Regions from separate parts of the Homo sapiens genome. Here region 2 is linked to region 1. The links are chromatin loops, found by intact Hi-C in ENCODE. Cell type or tissue: heart right ventricle. All regions are shown on one strand.

The links. A loop is a pair of places that touch in the nucleus more often than their neighbours do. Peaks named below come from ENCODE experiments on the same cell type or tissue, not always from the same donor. Only the 100,000 strongest peaks of a DNase experiment are listed, where the experiment ranks them.
Region 2: a loop joins it to region 1, with 12 times the contacts of the local background. A loop is called at or near these places in 3 of 110 quality-filtered maps.

Annotation. Positions count from the first base shown.
Region 1 is chr3:54,356,620-54,361,619 of GRCh38, reverse strand. All of the region lies in intron 3 of CACNA2D3 (calcium voltage-gated channel auxiliary subunit alpha2delta 3), which reads right to left. Among named protein-coding and RNA genes, the nearest start is that of CACNA2D3, 240 kb to the right of the region's middle. In heart right ventricle, no CTCF peak of the experiment used is centred here; a DNase peak (open chromatin) is centred at 2,149; H3K27ac peaks cover 3,432 bases.
Region 2 is chr3:54,120,272-54,125,271 of GRCh38, reverse strand. It overlaps CACNA2D3 (calcium voltage-gated channel auxiliary subunit alpha2delta 3), which reads right to left and starts at 2,720. Exons shown (of 38, transcript NM_018398.3): 1 at 2,437-2,720; 2 at 1,678-1,759. The coding sequence starts at 2,558. LOC124909381 (a long non-coding RNA gene) reads left to right here and starts at 1,830. Exons shown (of 2, transcript XR_007095914.1): 1 at 1,830-2,215. RefSeq lists a silencer at 3,914-3,963. In heart right ventricle, no CTCF peak of the experiment used is centred here; DNase peaks (open chromatin) are centred at 1,448, 2,961 and 3,317; H3K4me3 peaks cover 3,541 bases; H3K27ac peaks cover 2,326 bases; H3K27me3 peaks cover 1,915 bases.

The DNA.
Region 1 (5,000 bases):
TAAAGCTTTCTTTAGCTGCAATAGGTGCCTCACACTGTTTAAAAAATGAAGTTTTGCAAACATCATGGGATGTCGCTGATTGTAATGCAGGTATCTGCCCATCATGAAATCACAAAGTAAATGGTATTTTCTGATCCTCAAATGAAAAAACTAAAGTGGATATGCTCAAAAGCAAAACCTGAGAAGCTGAACTGGGCCTAAAATTCGTCATTCTTAGATACTTCCTTTGCAATGAGAATCAAAAACCAGACAGATCATGCTGGCAATGTTAGGGGACACAGCCCACCAGCCTAGCCTGCTTTGTTTGACCTGGGCATGATACCCAGAGCTCCTAGTCAGGTATGCAGTGTCTTCAACCCACTTGACAGGTTCCACACCAACCTGCCCACTCCATTTATGACCACCTATCTGGTATGCTGTGGAATTCTTTGCTTGGTACTTAACCTTCCATAAAAACAACAGTCAACTCATGATTATGGTAAACATTTTCACTGGCATGTTTCACAGCTAAGAAACATTACATTTTTATGTTTTGTGTGCAGCTATCTGAAAATATGGAATTTTTTAACACTTGCTACCAAAAATGCAGTGACAAATATTAACCATTCTTAAGGTCTTCTTCTTTTTTGAAATTTTTACTATATAGACTCTCAAACACTCTAACACCATTGAAACGCTACATTTTCGAATTTTTTAAAGCCATATGGATGAGACATAGAAAAACCAAATAAAACACATTCTGGGTGTTAGGCAGCCCAGGTCTTGATTGGACCATATAAATCTGTCTTCTGGGAGTGATGGGGTTGAATGGCCCCTCTCTACTTTTCAGGGCACATATTTTATCATCACAAGACTTTACATTATGAATGATATATAAATACATGTGCCCCAAGAAATATGTGTAGAAAGTTACTCTCCAAGGGACAGGGCAGACAGCATCTGCCAGTATCAACATGCCTAGAGGAAACTGAGCACAGAGGAGCCAAGAACTACAGCCAGATTCCTACTGGGTCGTGACACAGCCCAGGGTCAGACCAAAGGTAACGATTGATAGCTTAAGTGCCCAAAACTCAGGACAAGGTGGCCTCTCGATACCCCTGCAGCCTGAGTCCTGCCACAAGAGGGATAACAGAGCCTACCAGGAATGAAAACAGGTCTTCAGTTCTCTGCAATGTTCAGAGCTGAAAAGGCAGATTGACAATCCCAGTCTCTGTCACTTTTATTAAAAATTCAAGTCAGAATTGATTCCTAGAATTTAGTATTTGCAATTTTGTTTGCATATATAGTTTTTCATTCATCTGTTTGAAGAAACTGGAACTGAAAAACACAGATAATTCTCTTACTCTGGCCTGACCGAAATCAATCCACCAACTACCTGGAGCAGGGGTCAGCAAATATTTCTATAAAAAGCCAAATGGTAAATATTTTTGGCTTTGCTGGCCAACTCTGCAGTTTCAGTGCAAAGATGATACATAAAAGAAAAGGTATGGCTGCGTTCCAATAAACATTATTTACAAAAAAAGGTGGGGGGCCAACCACATTTGGCCCATGGGCCATAGTTTGCTAACTCCTGGCCTAGGATGCTGAAAACACACCCAGCATCCTCATGATTTGTTGTCATTGCCTTTTATTCTTATAATGGCATCCTGATACATGTCCTTCACCTAGTACATCCTCCACCTGCCAACAGAATCTCTAAAATAGAGGTCTGAGCATGACTCTCTTTGCCAAACCTTAGATGGCCCCATGAAGTGGAGAAGTGCCCCAAAAGCTACTTCAGGGAAATTCACTAGTCCAGAAAATCATGGATGATTTACATCAAACAAAAGGTATATATACTACCTTCAAATAACAAGTGCTTGGGAAGTGCCAGCTTCAGCTTCAACAAAGTTAAGCAGATTCCTTTACTGCAAGACATCTGAGAATTATACACTAATAGATGTCATGCAACTATAATGAAGGAGCAAGAATCACTTCTCAAATACGTTTGACCATGGAACCCTTGATTTCCACTGAGTGTCGCCTGGAACTTGTGTTCCAGAGGAAATATCTTGGAGAACTCCCATATGAGACATTGGTTTCTTGCGTGACATAAATTACCCTTTGTCATCCAGGCCTAAGCTATGTGGAGTTCCTAGCGTGAGCCTAGGACGCCTGCCAGCTCACTCACTTGAGCTGGGCATCACATTGTCAACATGCCAGGGACTTTATTCTATCTCTATGCCAAAACACACACTCTGACCTCTACCCATGCCTGACAAATTCATACTGCAGGGGCCAGTTCAACGTTTAAGCAGGCTCTCCCAAAAGTTTATCTCCCAGACCTTTGTTTTCAGAGAATATTTGAAATAATAACTCAATTATCTCATAGAGTTTAATTTATTCCTACTTGAAGGTGAGCAACATGATCCTAGGGGAAGTGTTACTTCCCACTTGAACTTGGGAGCTTGCCTAGACCTATTTTGAGGACAGACCCTGAAGCCATGTTCTATTTGTTTCTCTAAGCTAGTGCAATACATTCGTTTAATAAGAGGTCATTTCTCCCATAATGCATAGTTATGAAATACTAAATATACTACCTCATCTCTCCCCGTACCTTATATTATTTACTGGAGATCCAGTAAATAATACACATATCCTGCAACATAAAAGGGTGGTTGAGTGGAAGGACATGGGAAGTGTTTATGAGAGGAAGTAAAGGAAGGTGGGAGGAAAAAAAATTGTCCTAGAACACAGCCAACAAATATCAAATATAAACCATTAAAATTAATTATCCTATTTGCTTCCCGGACTTTTCCCTCTACCTTTTGACTTTTAGTAACTGAATACTGGCCTTCTAGCTTGCATCTGGTTGATATCCAATTTGCTGCGTTTTTGATTCATAGACAATTTCCCAAGCTAAGTACCATAATAGGAATTACAAAGCTCCAGGGCTGGAGAGAACAACATGACCATTTTTCAGAGAAGAAGCCACAGCCAGCAGGGAGATGCCTTGCCCAGGCAGCTCCCCCTAGGAGGTCTCTCATCCTGGGAGATTGCTCAAGGGCCTTGAGGCGCCCCTGTTCTCCCTCTGCAGGCCTCTGATTTTAAGCATCCTCAGGCATTATCATCCTAATTTTACAGATGATGAAACCTGGGCATGGAGACGTCGAGTGGCCTGCCAAAGTGACTCACTTGAATGCTGAATGTTAATGCCAAAATGTCACAACCGGACCTCCTTGCAGTCAGAGGGGAGGAGGTGTCCTTTCCTTAAACAAAATTGTATATTCTTCTTCACAAAGAAACAACTGGATGAATTCTGCATTAAGACATAAATAATACTTTTTAAATAAATCCAGTGGTTAAAACAAAACAGGCTGTTTCTAAAGCCCTTTACCTTTTCTTTAATTAATTTTATATTTTGGAGTGATTTTAAGTTTACAGAAAAATTGAGAAGAAAATAGAACTCCCCATATATCACCTTGTCTCATCCACCTCCACCTCACACACACAATTTCCCATATTCTTCACATCTTGCATTAATGTAGCACATATGTTACAACTGATGAGCCATCATTATTAATTAAAGCCCATAGTTTACATTAGGGCTAACTCTTGGTGTTGTACTTCCTGTGGGTTTTGACATGTGTCCAACATTACAGTATCATACAAAGCAGTTTCATTGCCCTAAAACTTTCCTGTGCTCTATTCTATTCGTCTCTGCTTCTCCCCTACCCCTGGACACCACTGATCTTTTTTCTGTCTCCACAGTTTTTCCTTCTCCAGAATGGCATATAGTTGGAATCATGCAGCATGTAGACTTTTCACATTGGCTTCTTTCACTTAGCAGGTTGCATTCGAATTTCCTCCAGGTCTTCTCATAGTTTGATAGGCCATTTCTTTTTATTACCGAATAACATTCCATTGTCTGCAGTACCATCGTTTGCCTATCCATTCACCTATTAAATAATATTTTGGTTGCTTCCAAGTTTTGGCAATTGTGAGTAAGTCTGCTATAAACATTTGCTTGCAGGTTTTGGACATACGTTTTCAACTCATTTGGGTAAATACAAAAGAGCTCAATTGCTGGATCATATGGTAAGAGTATGTGTAGTCCCATAAGAAACTGCCAAGTCATCTTCCAAAGTGGCTGTTACCGTTTTGCATTCCTGCCAGCAATGAACAAGAGTTCTTATTGCTTCACATCCTCACCAGCAATTGATGTCGAGCACTTTATATTTCAATAAAAGATGTGAATGTGATCACATCAATTTATGACAGCTTTTTGGGAATGTATTTGTTGTGTTCCAAGAGGCAAGATTTGATATTCAATATGCTCGAGTCCACATAATAATGACTTGTTTATTCTAAGTTTGTACAGAGCTAATTGCACCCGCTGACCATGCCTCATTCATTTAATAGATATGCATTAAGTCCCTCCCATGCTTTGGGCAACATGGTGCCATGGAAAACAGAGTGGCGAACAAGATGAATTCGCAGAGCTCACAGTGTGGCACAGACTAGGGTGTCAATAACCTTGATCACATCACACCAAGAGGAACCAAAGCTAAGGGAGGAGCCATGTGTGGTCACCTTTCACGGTGAGTCCCCAATCATGGCAGCCCACAAGGAGGGGGTCCTACATATGTCTCTTAAATGACAAAACAAAGGCCCTAAGTAAGCTTCATGCAACTGTATTTTTGCTAAGTACCAGGAAGAATTTTCCCTGCCAGAAAACCCAGGGAGAAAAGTGACATAGAAGCTAAAATGAGGAAGTGCTGGCAGAGAGTCTGAATCAAGAATGTTTATCATTCCTGAAAGTGTTTTTTAAAAAACACTGATGATGGAGGAATGCAAATTTTTAAAATTAATACCACTGTAACAGACTGTATAGACTCATATGGCCCATTTTCAATAAACTGCACTGACAAAAATTGTTCAGTATTTTTAGAGTGATATTCATCAACACTTAACGCTGAACGCTCCTTGTATTTTAAGGGCACCATCCCATCTACTTCCCA
Region 2 (5,000 bases), 240 kb after region 1:
TGTGTGTGTGTGTGTGTGTGTGTGTGTGTAACTTCAAAGAGAAAGAAAAAAACATATTTAATGTGTTCCTAGAAAATGTGGGATAAAAGATATGAAAGCACAACCAAAAAATATTAACAGGCTCTGAAGGGATTCTTTTAGAGTTGCTACAACTACAACGTGCAGATGAGAAATACTTCTTTAAAGTTATACAAAATGTTATCTTCTTTAAAAGCATAAGAAAAATATAAAGGCAATGCTACAGTCCAGAATTCATCACATCAAACATCTGACAAGTGGGCAAAATGCCAAAGCAGGAGACAGATTGGTCCAGATTAAAAGAATACTAGGGAAAGAGGCAATTCCTATGCAATTCCTTTAAGTGCCGAGGTGGGCCACAGGTATGTAAATTCTCATCTTCCACGAGGGCATTTCGTAGCCTCAACTGTTTACCAACTGCCTATAATTCAAGAACACCTTCCCAAACAACAGAGTTGAGCAAGCAATCTTTCAATGAATAAGGTTTCAATGAATAAGGCTATTGGCGATTTTTAAACCATAATAACTTTTGTCATTCCATGGTGGGCCAACGCTTTATTACGATATTTGGATTTCATGTGGCAAACTGTTTCATATACTGTCCCCAAAAATGCTACTCTCTGAAGGGGAATGCCATAAATAAAATACGTACTTGGTTACCAGGCAGCATGCATAACACATATGGTACATTGGCCCAAAAATCATATTTTAAAATGTTTAAAAGTTAACTTAACAATTTAAGCTGTTTGTACCCATTTTCAGAGAATTATTCCCTAAAGGCCAATTTTATTTTCTATCATCAAGAGAATACTTTGATTAATCCTGTTGATCTGCTAACTTGAAATTCTTTGAACCCCTCTAATCTCTCCTCCCAGACCCATTTTTTTTTCTTTATTTCCTGAAGGGGAGAACGAAGGACCATTTATCTCACAATGTAATTTTAAGCTTATGCTTAAAATGCTGCCTATTTGAATTAAAATTGATGCAGCTTGTGATAAGAACCTAATAATCAATTCTCCATTCTCATTACTCTCCAGAATTACATGGATGCAGACCCATTTCTTAAGTTTGTGGACTACTCTCATAGGTTATTACCCGGCAGTGCAGCTGAGTGGAAAGATAACCACATTCATTCTCCTTATCTGCAATGATGTAATGCATCCTAGCCCTGGGTCTAGATGATTGGGGAATAATGGGATTGTACAACTGCAGGGATGACAAACAATAGTGCAGCGTCTTTCTCTGATACACTGAACCCCACGCCTCCAACGCAAGGTGAAAGGCATCACAAAATAGGCACTGAGTCTGCCCCTTGGATGAAGTTAGCATTTTTTGGCCCGAGGAGCATCTGCTCTGGCACTGAAACAGCAATACCGACACGGAGACGAGAGCCATGCAAAAACACTCAGTTTCCGAGCCCCAGCCAGGACAGTGCGAGTGAGTATCCTGCTTTTCTTTGTGGTTAGAATCAAGTGTCATCTAAAAATAACCGGTTGGTAGGAAGAAGTCACTGCATAGTACAATGCCAAGAAACCCGGGGATCAGAGAGTCCTCCGATAACTGATGCTGCTCGGGGCTCACGTTTGTTTGGAAAACTAAATCTGCCTCCATTTTCTGTGCCGGAAAAATCATCGCTTCCTGCCACCACAGAAACCTTACCTTTTGCAGAAGCTGGGAACCGGAGTACTTAGCAGCAATGGATTTTATCTCCCCACCAAAAGCCGAGGCCCAGAGCTTCACCCTACAGGGAGAAGGGGCACAGGAAGATATGTAACACCCGTGTCACAGTCAACACGCACGCACACGCACACGCACACATGGGACTATGGCTGAAGGAGCAGTGCGATGTAACATGTTTTAAAAGAAGAAAAGATAGAAAAAGCGGCTTGGTAGAAACTGCCAGCACCAAAACTGCAAAGCGCAGCGCGGGAGGGGGCCCGAGGGGGGTCGCGGAGTTAAGAATGCGCAAAGTCTCCCAGGCTCTCTAAAAAGACCACTGAGTTTCATTCGAACCACTGCCCGAGGACTCGACCCCCCAAACTGGGCATCACCTGGCAAATAGCAGTCAGAAGAAATCCACCCATCCCCCCCCCAAAAAAAGAAGTGGGGCGGCAGTAGAGCAAAGAGGGGGGAAATTCAGCGGCCCATGGAAGTTGGATTCGGTAACCAGGCTCCAAAGTTGGTGCCGTCACTTGAGGTGAGCCTCTCCAGATCTCACTCGGCAACCTGCGGGCAGGGGCCAGAGCATCCCACCCCGGCCTCGCCGCCCGACGCGGGTCCCGAAAGGCAGGTGCGAGCGGCGAGGCCGACGCCCGCGGCGGGTCCTGCCCAGCCGCACCTGCAGGCGCCCAAACTTGGGCACAGTGGGTCGCAGGCGGCAAGGTCCCCTCCCCGGGCGGCGCAGGAGCCGGCACTTACACGGAGAGCGGTATCTGCTGCTCCGAGCGCACCACGTCCCCCAGCGCGGCGTAGAGAAGCGCGGCAGCGAGAAGCGCCGAGGCCCCCCGGGACGCGCGGCGCGGCGAGCCCGGCCCGGCCATGCTGGGCTCCCTCCGACGCGCCCGCTGCGGCGGCGACGAGAGCGGCCGCGGGGAGCTGCGCGGAGCGGGCGGTGGGCGAGCGCGCGGGGCTGCCTGCTCCGCTCCGCGCCGCCCCGCCTGCCTCTCGCGCGCCCGGCTCACTTGGGGAGCAGAAAAAGGAGCGGGTGGGGGGGGCGGGGAGGGCGGAGAGGAGAGGGAGGGAGGAGAGGTGGGGAGGGAGGGAGGAGAGGTGGGGAGGGAGGCGGGCGGGGGAGGAGGCAGCGAGACGCGCCTCTAGCAGCAGCAGCCGCCCGGCCCCGCCTCGGCGGCCCCGGGGAGTCCGGCGGGCCGCGGCGGGAGGGCGGCGGGGCAGGAGGCGCCGCGCGGGCGGGGACTCGGAAACTCCAGTGTCCTTGGCCGCGGCGGAGCGCGCCCTGCCCCACCCGGGCTACTGCGGCCGCTGAGTTCTTTACAACTCCGCAGTCCGCCACCGCGGGCGCGACTCTGGGGCTGGCCCCGGGCCGGGCGACCCTAGCCAGGGTGGGGGTTGGGGGCGCGGGAGGGAAGCCGAGGGCAGGGCGCGGCGCTCCGCACTTTGCGGGCGGCTGCTAGGAGAGGGCGTAGCATGCCCGCTCCGCCCCTGGGCCGGGCGGGGTCGGGGGCCGCGGAACCTAAAGGGGGCGCGCCCTCCGCCCCCGCCGCGCGATTCTCCTGCGGGGAGGGAGCTGGGGAAGAAGCAGAAATCTCAGAAAGGAGCACAGGCTCGCGGCGGCAGGCGGGATCGCACGCGGGGCGGATCGGGCTGGGGATGGGACTGGGTGGGAGCTCGGGGCTCTGGCTAGGGCAGCGCTGCGTGACCGCCCGCAGCTGCTCCTCCGGCCGCGGCGCCCGACAGGGGAAAGCACGGAGGGCGGTGCTGCCACCACGGCTTGGGCGCACCAGCGCGGGGCTCCCGGCATCCGGCCGCAGCGCAGCGGCCCCCTGCGCGCCCGACCCAGGCCCCGGGGCTCCCCAGCGGCCGCTGCCTTCGGAGTCCGCCCGGCTGCGGTGACTGGTGGGGACCGGGATGTCAGGGTTGAGCGAGGAAGCCAACGCGGCGCCGAGTCGATCCTGACCGGGGGACACCCTGGATTTCGGGATAAAAGATTTCTCCGAGCCTGGGGGATTGCCTGCTCCCCACTCCGGCGCCCACCGCACTGGGCAGGAGGCAGTGAGCGCCGGAGGAGGCGCCTTCTCGCCGCCCTCAGGGGCGAGGAGAAAGGAAGCCGGAGAAGCCCCTGCGCGTTCTGGGAACCAGGCTTCTCCCCGCCTCTCTCGCCGCTGCCCCCACCCCGGGACCCAGCTTGCAGAACCCCTCTCCCCCGTGCGAGGTATGGGGTGTGATTGGGAACTTTGTGGAGCCCTCGCGCAGGCTGGCGGTAAAGACCGACCGGAGTGAGGCTGAGTCATCCTTGCCCGGCCAAGCGCAACTCCGGTGACCCCAGCAAGGAGTGCGCTCCTAACGTCGCCGGGGCTCCCGGCGCACCAGACACCTGGGTTCATATTTGCATGCCTTTCTGCAACCAGGGCTTTGCTTTCTGCCCCGTCACCCGCCCTTGGCCTCAGCATCCTCAGGTTGCAGGGAAGTAAGGGCGGGCTCCAGCTTCCGCCAGGTGGTGTCCGGCTAGGAGCCAGGCCGGCTCTCCTTTCCAGTAGTCCCTGGAAAAAGTTACCCCTGCAGATGTTGGGCTTGATCTCAGAGTTGGCAGCGAGGGAGAAGGACTGCTACCGAGAGGCTCTTAGTGCTTTTCCCGAGTGCGGGCAGACCCGAGCTCCCCTGGGCTCTGGCAGGTCGCGCTCCCACCTTGGGGGGCAACGCAAGGAACAGGCCCCTCTCCAGGAGCGCCAGGTGCGCCCCGCCCGCGGGCAGTGTCTACAGCCTCTACGGATGACTAACCGGTTATAATGAATTCTCCGCTTCTGTGCATACCCTCCGCCTGAGGAAGCGTGCCAGCCCTTTCCAAACCGAGCCAAGCGCGGCCTGACCCCCGAGGCAAGGGGTCCCAGGAGTTGACCCTCAAATTGGGGGTTAGAAGAAAATGTGTTTTCCTATCAGAACGCGGGATCGTTCTTCCTAAATGAAAGCATAGTGAATGAACCAGTGAGTGAGTGCATGCTAGCTCTTAGTAAGACCATCCGTTTCCCACATGGTATCTATATGATGACGCCCTTCATGCCTTCACTCATTCATGTAGTCAATAACTGTCAATCAGCCTCTATTGATAGGTACAGTAGGACATGCTGGGAAGCCAGTAGTGAACAAAGCAGGCTCTCTGCCCTCACCGAGTTTATACACTACGAAGAGGACAGGCTTTACTGCAAAAACCATAATGGTAAATGCACAATTATACACTTTGACAAGGGAAAAACAATACTGTGTATGAAGAAAAAGTACCTGTGACACCCATACTATTGTTGTGCCTA